3 separate regions of the Homo sapiens genome follow, and all the other regions are linked to region 3. Evidence: chromatin contacts called from ENCODE Hi-C or POLR2A ChIA-PET data. All regions are on one chromosome and are shown on one strand. The core of a region is the stretch at or near the end of the contact, and the rest is flanking DNA. Distances in the headings are between cores, read along the strand shown. Region 1 holds the start of OTUD7B (OTU deubiquitinase 7B). Region 2 holds the start of BOLA1 (bolA family member 1). Region 3 holds the start of PRPF3 (pre-mRNA processing factor 3).

What was found. A loop is a pair of places that touch in the nucleus more often than their neighbours do. ChIA-PET counts read pairs that join two places held with the same protein, here RNA polymerase II (POLR2A). Pooled maps may share reads with other maps.
Region 1: a loop to region 3 is called in a pooled map, with 10 times the contacts of the local background. The contact joins the promoter of OTUD7B here to the promoter of PRPF3 in region 3. A Hi-C loop is called at or near these places in 1 of 37 single-sample maps with no recorded cell type and 8 of 50 pooled maps. POLR2A ChIA-PET finds 5 or more read pairs at or near these places in 1 of 52 experiments (activated CD4-positive, alpha-beta T cell).
Region 2: a loop to region 3 is called in a pooled map, with 11 times the contacts of the local background. The contact joins the promoter of BOLA1 here to the promoter of PRPF3 in region 3. A Hi-C loop is called at or near these places in 6 of 50 pooled maps. POLR2A ChIA-PET finds 5 or more read pairs at or near these places in 2 of 52 experiments (Caco-2 and OCI-LY7).

What each region holds. Positions count from the first base shown.
Region 1 is chr1:150,008,729-150,013,559 of GRCh38, forward strand. OTUD7B (OTU deubiquitinase 7B) reads right to left here and starts at 1,998. Exons shown (of 12, transcript NM_020205.4): 1 at 1,720-1,998. LOC124904413 (a long non-coding RNA gene) reads left to right here and starts at 3,735. Exons shown (of 3, transcript XR_007066598.1): 1 at 3,735-3,797. RefSeq lists enhancers at 743-1,625, 990-1,039 and silencers at 1,560-1,849, 2,110-2,159.
Region 2 is chr1:149,897,745-149,901,996 of GRCh38, forward strand. BOLA1 (bolA family member 1) reads left to right here and starts at 1,824. Exons shown (of 2, transcript NM_016074.5): 1 at 1,824-1,928; 2 at 2,266-3,051. The coding sequence starts at 2,316. The coding sequence ends at 2,729. LOC124904412 (a long non-coding RNA gene) reads right to left here and starts at 1,804. Exons shown (of 2, transcript XR_007066597.1): 1 at 1,734-1,804. RefSeq lists an enhancer at 1,858-1,917.
Region 3 is chr1:150,318,698-150,323,128 of GRCh38, forward strand. PRPF3 (pre-mRNA processing factor 3) reads left to right here and starts at 2,836. Exons shown (of 16, transcript NM_004698.4): 1 at 2,836-2,895. RefSeq lists enhancers at 1,950-2,515, 2,645-2,694, 2,885-2,934.

The DNA of each region.
Region 1 (4,831 bases), core at 748-3,247, 310 kb before region 3:
GATAATTATTGGCAGAAAGGTGGTGATAATCAAAAATGAGGGTAAAATCGAAAAAATCTATTTTGGTTTTGGAATATATGTTTTCAGCATATTTACCTTCTTAATTATTCCTAGTATGAGCTAATATTTGCATTGATTTGCAATCTCTAAGTACATAGTAACTGGCCACTTTGTCAGGGAGGTGCTCTGAGGCAAGCTGGGTCAATAGTGGAAATTAGAACGGTCGGGGGTATTCAGCCTGCAGAGGAGCAACATCAAGTTCATTTATTTTACAGTTTTGTTCAGCCTTCAAAATATCAATAGACTAGCACAGCAGGTTGGTTACTGAACGTTAAAAGAACTACTTGAAAAACAATGAAGACAAAGCGTATAATTAATTCTTCATTGTTTGCGCATAATGTATTTGTAAGTTATACACAGCAAATATTTAACTACCTCTGATTCTCCCTAGCCACCCAGCTTCCGTCCCTGAAGTCTTCTCCCCATCAGGAATGCAATCTCATTTAGTAGGAAGAAAATTTTCTACATGTTTTCAGAAGTTACATAGCATAGAAACTTTTTTAAATATTTAGGGGTTAGCAACTCTTTGGAGCCAGTCTTACCGCCACCTCTTTCTCTACTCTGTCCTTTTCCACCTTTGAAATAGATTCTGAAAGACAAAGGGATCCAGCCTCCTCAAAAATCTCCTAAATATACAGTACTAGAGGCCAAAGACTGAAAAATTAGCAGCATGTGAATTTCTAAGCAAAGCGTTACGTAGTACGTATAAAAAGATAAGGAAAATAAAAGTCAACGTCCTGCTAATTCTAGGCTTTGCATTCGTGAAAAGCTGCCTGAAAAGTTTGTGGGGAACTTCTTCCATAAAATTCCACCAGTCAGTTTCTAATTTCAAATTTTTACATCTTTATTGTGCCCAGAGAAGCCACCTAGGTTAGACAAGAAAGACTACCACGAGCGGGGAGAAAGAGACTCTGAGCGCTGGTCCTTGTGAGCCGACAAGCTAAAAATACGCCGGCCCAGTAAACAAATCCCATTCCATCCCGACCGGAGCCACACCGTTAACCTAGTAATTATGAGAAGAGTGAGATCACGCAGCCCCCGGCTTACTCATCATCAGCTTCTAAAGTTTCCATCGGCTCATGGCAACTTTTCTTTTTTCTAAAGTTCTTAAGACTGCCCTAGAATCCGTCAACCTCCGTCTCTCTCCCTCTCTCACACACACACACAAACACACACACACACCTTTTTCTCGCCTTTCCTCCATTACTGTATGCACCTTAGTTTGGCTATCAATAGGAAGAATAAGCTTATTTGCTTTTCATTTTAGTATTATATTGAGATTTTAAATGAACTTTATCCTACTGTGGGGATAATACACTGCATCTTAATCACCTTAAAACTCCACCATCCCTCCCGAAAGTCTAGCTGACAAGGGGGGACCGTCCAAACTGGCCAGCACAGCTCAGGAAGGGAGGCCGGGAGCTGGAGAGCGCGGGGTAGGAACGCAGGACGCAGGTGAAAGGGAGGAGGAAAGATCGGGACGAAGCAAGGAGCAGTCAGGGCGAGAAAGGAGTGCCGAGGGGAGATGGCTTCGGGTGAAACAGATTCAGAAAGGAGAAAGGGGACAGTGGCGATCTGAGGAGCAGAGTTTGCGAGTCTGAGAAGCCGGGAGGGGCGGGAGCAGACGGGGGACGGTGTCAGGACGGGGGGCTCCGTTACCCTCGCGGGCTCCCGGGGCAAGGCCCTAGGCCGGGGCGGAGCGCGGGGCCCGGCCGCCTCTCTTCATTCCTCGGCAGTGACCCCGGGGTCCGGCCGGCCCCTCCCCCGACGGCGATGGAGGTGGAGGCGGTGGTGGAGACTGCGACCGCAGCTGTTGCTCCGCACGGGATCTGGAGCTGGAGCCAGAAAGGACTGATCGGGACTGGCCTCCCCCAGTGGCTTTTTGCCCACTCCGCACCCGGTCGCCACTCCGGCTCCGGCGGCTGGTTCAGGATCGGTGGCTTTCTGCTGTCCGGCCGGAAACAGGCGCCAGTTTCCGGCCGGAGCGGGTTGGTGGTGACACCCAGGCCGCCCCCGGGCCTCCTCCCGCTCCGCCCCGTCGCAGCCCCGCCTTTAGCGCCGCTCCCCAGGCTGCGGCCAGTTTGGCGCTTGCCCCGCGCGTGACCCCGTGTTTTCCCGACCCGAGTCCCTAAAGCTCCTGGTCTGGAGCATTCTTGAACAGGAGTTGGAGGAGTACAGGGTGGACTCTTAGGACTCTGGGGTAGAATCAGTTGGCTACAGCCGTTGGGAAGGAGCTGAAAGGGGTGGAGTAGTTGTAGAAAGGTGAGAGAGATGAAAATACTTCAGAATGAAAAGACTGACATTCTAGTAACTCTACACAATCATTCTGGAGTGACCGGAGGAAGATTAGCTTCTTCCACACCAGTCTCCACCCAATTATATATTTCTCTTGTTCCTTCACTCTTGAAGTGAACATATCCTTCTCTGTAAACACTTAATATTTATTTACTTGCATAACAGTGATACCCTGTTGATACATCTGCTTTAGACTGCTAACAGTAAAAAAAACTTACATAGTGCGTTTGTTATGTCTTCTAGTGCGTTTGTTATGTCTTTTAAAACATTATGGCATAATTCAAATATGTATTGTATCCCTGTGATGTGTATCACTGCTCTCAGTGATACAGGGGGATACAAAAATTAACAAGACATAATCCCAGACATCAAAGGTTTTACAATTTAGTAAAATACATAAAACTATATTATATGTAGCAGAACTTGTATGTGTCCTACCTGAGTGACAATGAGCTATGGCTATGAGAACATAATAAGCCATCCTTGTCACATAGTAGACCTTCCATATTTGTTGAATGAATGAATAAGTATTAGGCCTGTGTGGACTGTTTCAAGAAAGAAAGGCCATTTAGTAAATACCTCTTTATGACAAACACAAAACGATGCCAACCCCGGCTATACTCTAACAAAAGACATTTGAAATTTTAATTCAGATTCCTAACATTATAGCACCTGGTCTGCATATTCAAAATAATGTATTGCCTAATTGTGCCCATTATGCCTATGTAAAAACAAATACTCTAGTCAACTTTTCTTTCCCCTCACTTCTTCCTCAGTTTCTAAAGGGGAGGCGTGGGGCATAGGCATTTTAGAATTGTCTAGCTCAGAATAGGAAACTGACACCTGAAACAGGGAAACTTCCTAGACAGCTATATCTCTTAGGGATACACCTGGGTTTACAATCGAAAATTTAGGGCTGGGCCCAAGGCTGTCCACACATGCTAAGGCCAAACAAGTCAGAGTGCCTTGCATGGGGGCATATCCAAGACATACAATAGAGGTTGACAAGTAAAGTCATTTGGCGTGGGCTTCAAGCGTATAAGGGACCACAAATTTTAGCTACCGTTTAGTGGTAAATTTAAGGAGGAGAGCAGGATGAGATTTGGTCACCTAAATTGACTCTAACTGAACTCTAACTGAACTGAACTGGAAGGGTACGGGGGTGGACGCTTGGGACTCTGGGGTAGAATCAGTTGGCTACAGCCGTTGGAAAGGAGCTGAAAAGGGTGTCGTTCTAGAAAGGTGAGAGGGATGAAAATACTTTAGAATGAAAAGACTGAAATTCTAGTAACTCTACACAAACATTCTGGAATGATTGTGACAACAATCACTGACCACACCTACCCTTTGCTAGTTAAATCTGAGATGGGAGCACAGATCTGTAGAAGAGGAGCCTCAAAATCTGAAAGTTGCCTTGTTTCACCACAGCTGTCCAGAACCAGGTTATACCCATATAAATATGTCTTTCTAATCTTAACGCCACTGCCACAGACTTAATAGAACCAGGCGTGGAGCTCAAAGGCACTCTACCCTCAATATAAGACTTTTTCTTTTGGCAGTGACCATAGAAGGTCTCCAGATTTGAAAGCTGGGCCAAGTTGCTGGTCAAAGTCATTTAAGTGACCACACTTTATAGGCTTGCCTGGAAATTTAGGGGCCAGGAAGTGATGGGGTCACAGTTGCTTTGTGCCTATTTCTTGCTCTGACCATCCATCATTCATTGTTGTTTGTGCAGTTGCTCAATGGGCTGCTTGTCTTTGGTCAGCCCAGGCTGTGTGGGTAGCAGTGTGGTCAGCTGGGCTGGGAGCCAGGCCACCTGGGTTCTGGTCCCAGCTCAACCAGTCCCTAATCCATTAAGTGACTCCCTTCCCATTCCTGTGTCTCAGTTTCTCTGCGTAGAAACTAGAGGCTTCTTCTCTAGTGATATGCAGCCATTTAGGCTGGCACTAGGTTGGATGCTCAGAGGCAGCTGTTTAATGTAGACATTGGCAGCAGCCAGAACACAGTTGACTATTTCTTGCTGCTAGGTAGAATAGTAAGGGAAAAAAGGTAAAAGCACCAGACAAAATCCTACCGGTGTACACAGGGCCACACACCCTCAACTGCTATTCTGTCCAAAGTTCTTTTCCACCCTAGAGATCTGTTTTTGTTTACTCGTCTTAGCAATTCTAAGGGCTGCTTCAAGGAGCTCCCTGAGCTTTTACATCACTTTAAGCAAGAGCAGAAAAACCAGAGCTTTGCATTTCACCAGAGAAACTAAAAAGAGAGACTATTTCAATACTGGGGCTAATGGCTAGAGTTGGGGAAAATGTTCAGAGAAAGGTTGTAGCTAGGCAGGGAAAAAAACTATTTACATTTATATGCTTTTGTGGTGGAAAAGAAAACCAAACCAAAATAACTTCCTTTCCACCGCCACCAATATAATTTAGACCATTGGTTCTGGGGAGTTTTTAAAAACTACATATTATACATGCCT
Region 2 (4,252 bases), core at 574-3,073, 420 kb before region 3:
GAAGGTGGAGGTTGCAGTGGGCCAAGATGGCGCCACTGCACTCCAGTCTGGGCAACAGAGTGAGACTCTGTTTAAAAAAAAAAAAAAAAAGAATTTTGGGCCAGGCGCAGTGGCTCACGCCTGTAATCCCTGTAATCCTGGGTGGCCGAGGAGGGTGGATCACCTGAGGTTGGGAGTTCCAGACCAGCCTGATCAACATGGAGAAACCCCGTCTCTACTAAAAATACAAAATTAGCCGGGCATGTTGGCACATGCCTGTAATCCCAGCTAATCAGGAGGCTGAGGCAGGAGACTTGCTTGAACCCAGGAGGCAGAGGTTGCAGTGAGCCAAGATCACGCCATTGCACTCCAGCCTGGGCAAGAAGAGCAAAACTCCATCTCAAAAAAAAATAAATAAATAAGATTTCTGCACCTAACTCAAGTGATTCAGCAGAAATAATTATTATTATTTCATTATTATTATACACACATACATTAAAAGAGATACAAAGCCAAGTCTGGCAAAATCTTATCAGTGAACCTAGGTGAAGAGTGGATAAATGGGTTGCTCATTGTATTAATCTTGCAAATTTTCTGGAAGTTTTAATTTTTTTTAAAGGCTAGGGAAAACAGTGTATGTCATAGTTTAAATTTCTTGAGTGTGATAAGGTTATTGTGGTTATGTATGAGAATATCTTTGTTCTTAGGAGATACATATTGGAGTAGTTAGGGGTGAAATGTCATGCTATCTGCAACTTACTTTCAAATGGTTCATCCAAAAAAGCATATAAATATATTTTAAAGTATATGTAAAGTACTTAAATATATGAGTATATATGTACAAGTATAAAATAAATATAAATGCAAAAAATGGTGGGTCAAGTGAAAGGTAGAGGGTGTTGCTTTGAACTATTCAACTTTTCTGTGGCTTTGACATTTTTCAAAATGAGAAGTTGGGGAAAAACATTTAGAAATATGTAAATATATTAAGGATACAAAATAAAATTTAAATAATTTTACAAGTTAAGAATCATCCTGGAAAAATTACATCCTGTTACATCCCTGCTTAAAACCTCAGTAGCTTCCCACTACTTCTAGGATAAAGACAAAATTGCCTAACAAGGGCTACAAGGCCTGGGGTGGTCTGGCCCGTTCCTCTCCTCCTGGTACCCTACTCATCACCATCAGCTGCCCCCTAGGCTCCAACCACACATAACCACACCCTAACTACACCAGAAGGAAAGACTCCCTCAAAATTCTCTCTCCTCCTGTCCTTTACACATGCAGCTACCAAAGCCAAAACCTCACTATGAGGGACTGAGAAATGGATTCTCATGTTGTTTCTGCTGAACTGTTTCCCTAAATCTCGGAAATATTCTCTGCCCGCCTCCCATTCCACCTCTCCAACCCCGGCCAAGTCTGGGTAACTTGCCTCCTTAGCATCCTGTGTTTATCTCATCGTAGCACCTAGTACCCAGTATTGCAATTGTCCGCTCACTTGTTAGTCTTCAGTGCTCTGTTGTCTCCTTGAAAACAGGGCCTGACTTGACTCCCCAGTCCCCAGCACTAGTCTGGGGCACAGTAATTATGTATTCAATCAGACTTCCATTTTCTTGCATATAAAATAAAGGAGTTGGGCTGGATGATCTACAAGATCTATTGGCAGTAAAATAGATCTAATAATCCCAATCCCAACTGCGCGTGAATTCCCTTTTTCTTTGCATTGCTGGGTTCAGACTTTCTGACCACCTTACCAGTGGGGAGAATCCGAGACTACAGTTCCCATGAGCCCTCAGGGCACCACGTGGTGCCTGCCCGTGCTACCAACGCGCAGCGAGGACTCCATTTCCCAGCGTGCCTCAGGAAGGGCGCCAGGACTGCATTTTGCTCCGGAGCGTCCAGAGTCCTGGCCCTGAGCGGGAATCGCAGTGGCCGAGGCTGAGCGGCAGGTAGAAGGGGCGTCTCCGGGGCTTCACAGGGAACACAGGGGCTTCGGCCCAACCACAAGTACGCAGTTGCACATGCCCTACTTTTGCCCATTCTTTGCAAATCCCCTAAGGAACGAACGCGCCTCGCGTGCGGGCCTTTCTAATCTTCGCTTGTCCCTTCACTTCCACAGCTGGAGGTCGAATTCACCACGTCACGTAGAGAAAAGGGGCGGTGTCTCGGGTCTCCCCGTGTGGCATCAAGGCGGGCTCCCTATAGGAGCTGGTGTGGACGTCCGGGCGTGGGGTTAGGGCGGATGCGGGGATCGCGGGGCGGGTGTTGACATTGTGCTCTCACCAGGCGGATCGCCCCGACCCTCACTCCTGGCGTCTGAGTCTCTGGCGTAGCCCATGCTGAGTGGGCGGCTGGTCCTGGGTCTGGTCTCCATGGCTGGCCGCGTTTGTTTGTGCCAGGGCAGCGCGGGATCCGGGGCCATCGGTCCGGTGGAGGCCGCCATTCGCACGAAGTTGGAGGAGGCCCTGAGCCCCGAGGTGCTAGAGCTTCGCAACGAGAGCGGTGGCCACGCGGTCCCGCCTGGCAGTGAGACTCACTTCCGCGTGGCTGTGGTGAGCTCTCGTTTCGAGGGACTGAGCCCCCTACAACGACACCGGCTGGTCCACGCAGCGCTGGCCGAGGAGCTGGGAGGTCCGGTCCATGCGCTGGCCATCCAGGCACGGACCCCCGCCCAGTGGAGAGAGAACTCTCAGCTGGACACTAGCCCCCCATGCCTGGGTGGGAACAAGAAAACTCTAGGAACCCCCTGAACCCCAAGAGAGGGAGGACCAGGATCCGAATGGGCTGGGTGAGCACGAATTACCGAGGCCTTCCCTTTGATACAGTCCAGGATTTGTAAGGGATGAAGACCCCTGGGCCCCATTCTGTTGGGGTCCATACATACTCTCCGAAGATAGCAACTTGCTTCAGGTCAAAGTGAACCCGAGAAAAGAGAAGAATCACTCACTACTGCTCTTGCCCTGGACTATTCAGGAAGGGCAGCCCGGATGTTCCATGTTAAATCGTGACAGAATTGCACCAGACCTGATGAGTTGGAAACAATCCTATACATTAAAAGAAATTACACTATGAGGCTGTGTTCTTAATGGACTGCTGAATCAGTGCCACAGGTGTTCTTGGGAGAAGAAAGATACTTGTAGACTAGTCGGGAAGGGCTTTATGAGGGAAGTGATCTAGTTGGATCTTTAAAGGAAAGCACAAAATTAACCAGAAAGGAGAGGATAGGTGCTGCAGGCAGGGAGAAGAACCTGAGCAAAGACATAGACGCTGGACTGAGAAGTGAGTTAATGGACAAGACAGGGGATATAGGCAGGGACACATTTGAATTTCATCTTGAGGGGGGGAATGTTTGGCTTTTTTACAGCCTGTTCATTTCCAAAAAGTAGTATTTGTATTTGTTTAAAAGAAAAATGTTTTTAAAAACCACTAAAGCAGTGAAAAGAGGATAAGAACTAAGAAAATGATTACAGATGATGAAGAAACCTTTATATAGCCTTTTTTTTCTTTTCTTTTCTTTTCTTTTTTTTTTTTGAGATGGAGTTTCGCTCTTGTTGCCCAGGCTGCAGTGCAATGGCACGATCTCGGCTCACTGCCATCTCCGCCTCCTGGGTTCAAGCGATTCTTCTGCCTCAGCCTCCCCAGTAGCTGGGATTACAGGCATGCACCACCACACCCAGCTATTTTTTTGTATTTTTAGTAGAGATGGGGTTTCACCATGTTGACCAGGATGGTCTCAAACTCCTGACCTCAGGTGATCCTCCTGCCTCAGCCTCCCAAAATGCTGGGATTACAGGCGTGAGCCACTACCCGTAGCGTTTTTGTTTTTGTTTTTGTTTTTGAGATGGAGTCTCACTTTGTTGCCCAAGCTGGAGTGCAGTGTCGCGATCTCAGCTCACTGCAGCCTCCCTCCGCCTCCCAGGTTCAAGCAATTCTCCTGCCTCAGCCTCCCAAGTAGCTGGGACTAGAGGCTTGTGCCACCACACCCAGCTAATTTTTTGTATTTTATAGAGACAGGGTTTCACCATGTTGCCCAGGCTGGTCTTAGACTCCTGAGCTCAGGCACTCCGCCCACCTCAGCCTCCCAAGGTGCTAGGATTATAGGCGTAAGCCACCATGCCCCGCAATGTAGCCCTTTTTGAGCATTACAGATATTGTCATATTTCTGAGGGGAGCTCGAGTAATGTCTATAGAAGCAACTTTCCAATAATCTCAATGTGGAAATTATTAGAGAAAAAAACTTGGTTAACATATATCTTTTTTTTTTTTTTTTTTT
Region 3 (4,431 bases), core at 1,586-4,085:
GAATTGCTTGAACCCAGGAGGCGGAGGTTTCAGTGAGCTGAGACTGTGCCACTGCACTCCAGCCTGGGCAACAGAGCGAGACTCGTCTCAAAACAAAGAAGAAAAAAAATACAAAATTAGCCTGGCGTGGTGGCGCTTGCCTGTAATCCCAGCTACTCCAGAGGCTGAGGCAGGAGAATTGCTTGAACCTGGGAGGCGGAGGTTGCGGTGAGCCGAGATCGCGCCATTGTACTCCAGCCTGGCCAATGAGAGCGAAACTCCATCTCAAAAAAGAAAAAGAAAAAAAATACAGCTGACCATATATGTGAGTGTTTATTCTGGGCTCTCTATTCTTCCTTTTTTTTTTTTTTTTTTTTGAGACAGAGTCTCGTTCTGACACCAGGCTGGAACGCAGTGGTGCAATCTCGGCTGGCTGCAACCTCCACCTCCCGGGTTCAAGTGATTCTCCTGCCTCAGCCTCCGGAGTAGCTGGGACTACAGGCGCGTGCCACCACGCCCAGCTGATTTTTGTATTTTTAGTAGAGACGGGGTTTCACCATGTTGGCTAGCATGGTCTCGATCTCTTGGCCTCGTGATCTGCCCACCTCGGCCTCCCAAAGTGCTGGGATTACAGGCGTAAGCCACCGCGCCCGACCCTCTATTCTCTTTTGTTGGTTTACCTGCCTGTTCTTACGCCAGTACCACACTGTGTCTTACACATTACATTTAATCCTCACGATACCTTTTTGAAGTAGAGATTCTTATTCTATAATTGAGGAAACAATCTCAGAAAAAATTACCTGAAGGAAACACAGCTAGTAACCGGAAAGCTACAGTTTAAATGTATCCAATTCTAAAAATTGGAAATAAAATCAGTTTTGTTTTGTCGAGATGGAGTCTCCCTCTGTCGCCCAGGCTGCAGTGCAGTGGCGCGATCTTGGCTCACTGCAACCTCCACCTCCCGGGTTCAAGCAATTCTCCTGCCTCGGCCTCCTGAGTAGCTGGGATTACAGGTGCCCACCACCACACCCAGCTAATTTTTGCATTTTTTTTAGTAGGGATGGGGTTTCACCATGTCGGCAGACTGGTCTCAAACTCCTGACCTCAAGTGATCCACCCGCCTCGACCTCCCAAAGTGTTGGGATTACAGGCGTAAGCCACCACACCTGGCCTAAAACCAGTTTCTAGAAACACATTTCTCCATAGGGAATTGAACGCAGACTGTTAGAAGCACCAAAACAAAATAAATTTACAACAACCCTGCAATGTTGAAACTCATTAACCCATTCAACAGACTTTTTGAGTGAATATTTTGTGAGACATTGGTGTTAGAAGCTGTAGGTGGGGAAACTGATTTGTGAATAAGTTGAGCAGTAGGTTCAAACTCCCCCAACTTGTTCCTTCAGAGCCAGGCTTTATCCTGTTATGTCGTGCTGCCCCATCAGGGAAGGTGGGGCTTGGTATGTACATTGTTATCTTTAGATACAAAAATCTCCTACTATCTGGGGAATGTGAATAACCTCCCTGAAGAACAACTGCATCTTCTAGTCAGCCTACCACCAAGAAGACATTTTGGAACTTTAGTTTGGATAGTTTATAATATAAAAATAATGGAATTTTTTCCATTTCTCATATAAGAAATTGTGTCATAATACTGGACAATCTTTTTCCAAACTATCTTTGTCCACACACATGTTGTTATGAATCATCGATTTAAAGAGTCAGTAGGGGCCGGGCGCGGTGGTTCAACCCTGTAATCCCAGCACTTTGGGAGGCCGAGGTGGGCGGATCACGCGGTCAAGAGATGGAGACCATCCTGGCCAACATGGTGAAACCCCGTCTCTACTAAAAATACAAAAGTTAGCTGGACGTGGTGGTCGCGCGCCTGTAGTCCCATCTACTCGGGAGGCGGAAGTTTCAGTGAGCCGAATGCACTCCAGCCTGACGACAGAGCGAGACTCCGTCTCAAAAAATAAAAAATAAAAATAAAAAATAAAGGGTCAGTAGGTTAGAGCCTCATTTTGGAGAGAAGTTAATATATAGACCTATTGATAGAATGGAGAAAACAATACTGGTAGGTCTCACTTGTCATTTATTGAGCCCAAAGTGCTGGGATTACAGGCGTGAGCCACGGCGCCCGGCCTGACACCACTGTTAAATTAGGGAGAAAGGGTTTACTTTCTACCAGAAAGGCTGTGTTTGAACACAAACGCAGAAGCCTCGCTCTTCATTCTAGCCTAAGTTTACTTTTGCGCACTTATTCTCCATATGAGGAAAACAGCAAGTAGCCCAATTTCCGCTTCAGGAAGTTAAAGACATTAACTTGGCAGAAATCGGCCGGGCGCGGTGGCTCACGCCTGTAATCCCAGCACTTTGGAAGGCTGAGGCGGGCGGATCACGAGGCCAGGAGATCGAGACCATCCTGGCTAACACGGTGAAACCCCGGCTCTACTAAAAATACAAAAAATCAGCCGGGCGTGGTGGCGGGCGCCTGTAGTCCCAGCTACTCGGGAGGCTGAGGCAGGAGAATGGCGTGAACCCGGGAGGCGGAGCTCGCAGTGAGCCGAGATCGCGTCACTGCACTCCAACCTGGGCGACAGAGCGAGACTCCGTCTCAAAAAAAAAGCTAAAAAAAAAACCTTGGCAGAAATCTAGCTAATAGGTTTAGCCTGGGAAATAGAAAGCAAGGAAATTGCTCAGGGAAACTTTTCGGTTCTGCGACGCATGCGTTCAGCCTCCAAGAAAGTGGCAAATACGGCTGCGCGAATTGGCGGCCCGGCCCTCCTTGGTCACGTGTTGGGAGACAGCGGCGTGGCGGCGGCGGTGGCGGTAGCGACGGCACGCCGTAGGGCGGTCAGAAGGTTTCCGGTTCCGGTGTAACGTTCGGGCTCCGTCTCAGGGGCTGAAGTTTGTGAGGTGAGTAGTGGCCCCGGGCCCACAGAGGGTAATTCCAGTCCGCGCCACTGTGGCCGGGGACTCAGTCCAAGGGGAGGACCGAAGCGGGAGGGTTCAGCGGGAAGGAGTGTGAAAGGAGTACCTGGTTTGGTGGGAGAAGAGGTTGGAATGAGATTGTTGAGAGGAAAAGGGCGGGGGCGGGAAGGAGACCGGGTTGGGAGACCAGCTCTGGGGTGAGGAGTTTAGGTAGAACAAGGTAGAGTAAGAGACTGGTTGGAGTGACGGAGAGAGTAAAAATGAAGATTAGCGGGGGAGTGGGGGGCTGCAGAGGGAAACTCAGGTTGTAGCAAACAAGAGCACGGAGTAAGGAATTCCTTCTGAAGACTGGATTTGGATTCTGCTGCCTGCTCATTGAGAGGAGAGATCATTGTACCTCGCTTTCCTTCCGCACCCCCACTACCCCCGCACCTCGCAGTTATTGTTGAGCATTTGATTAGTGACAAGGCTAATTACCGTTTGAAACTTTTTTATCCATTGGCTGTTTAGTTTGCACGTCATCTTATGGAGGTAACAGTGGCACCTCATTTATTGCTTTGGGCTTTCAAATTGCTTATACTTTCTAGCCTATCATTCAATTCTAGTGGAATATAAGACCCGTTAAGGTGAGGACTCTTGTTAGTTTTGCTCACTGTTTTATGTATCCACCGCACCTAGTACATTGCTTGACACTTAGTAGTTACTCAATAAATATTTATTGAATGAATTAGGATGTAAATATGGCAGTACTCATTTTGTAAGATGGTAAACTGTGGCTCCAAAGAATTACTTAACTTGCCCAAGGGCTTGTAAATGGTGGGGCTCAGTGTCCCAACTGTTTCTGTGTGAACTCTTGTTTTCACTTTCTATGGCATCTGGATATGCCGCTTTTGTGCAATACATGTGTAATATGTAGAAATTGGTACGCTGTATGTCTACTCATTGTGGGGTAATAGAACCACCATAGAATTACTCACGTAACTTGTCACTGAGGCAGAAAATCTTTCAGTCTTAGTTTCATCACTTCAATCTACTAGCTTCCTTTGGATATACCAAAAGTGAGTCTATTTGGCATCAAGTCTTATAGACTCTAGTATAGAGGCTAAACTTACCAAGAATGTAGAAGTTAATCAGACTGGATTTTTTGGAGAAAAGATGTCTTAAAACATCTTGAAAGATGATTCCCAGATCTTTGATAAGTGGCACTGCTGGGAATAGCTGAGCTTGGAAATTGAGGTCAGTCAATTTATTGACTCCCATTTAGACACCTTTTTTTTTTTTCCCCGGGACGGAGTCTTGCTCTGTCGCCCAGGCTGGAGTGCAGTGGTGCGATCTCGGCTCACTGCAACCTCCGCCTTCCATGTTCAAGGGATTCTCCTGTCTCAGCCTCCAGAGTAGCTGGGATTACAGGTGCAGGTCACCACGCCCAGCTAATATTTGTATTTTTAATAGGGATGCGGTTTCACCATGTTGGCCAGGCTGGTCTCGAACTCCTGACGTCAGATAATCCACCCGCCTTGG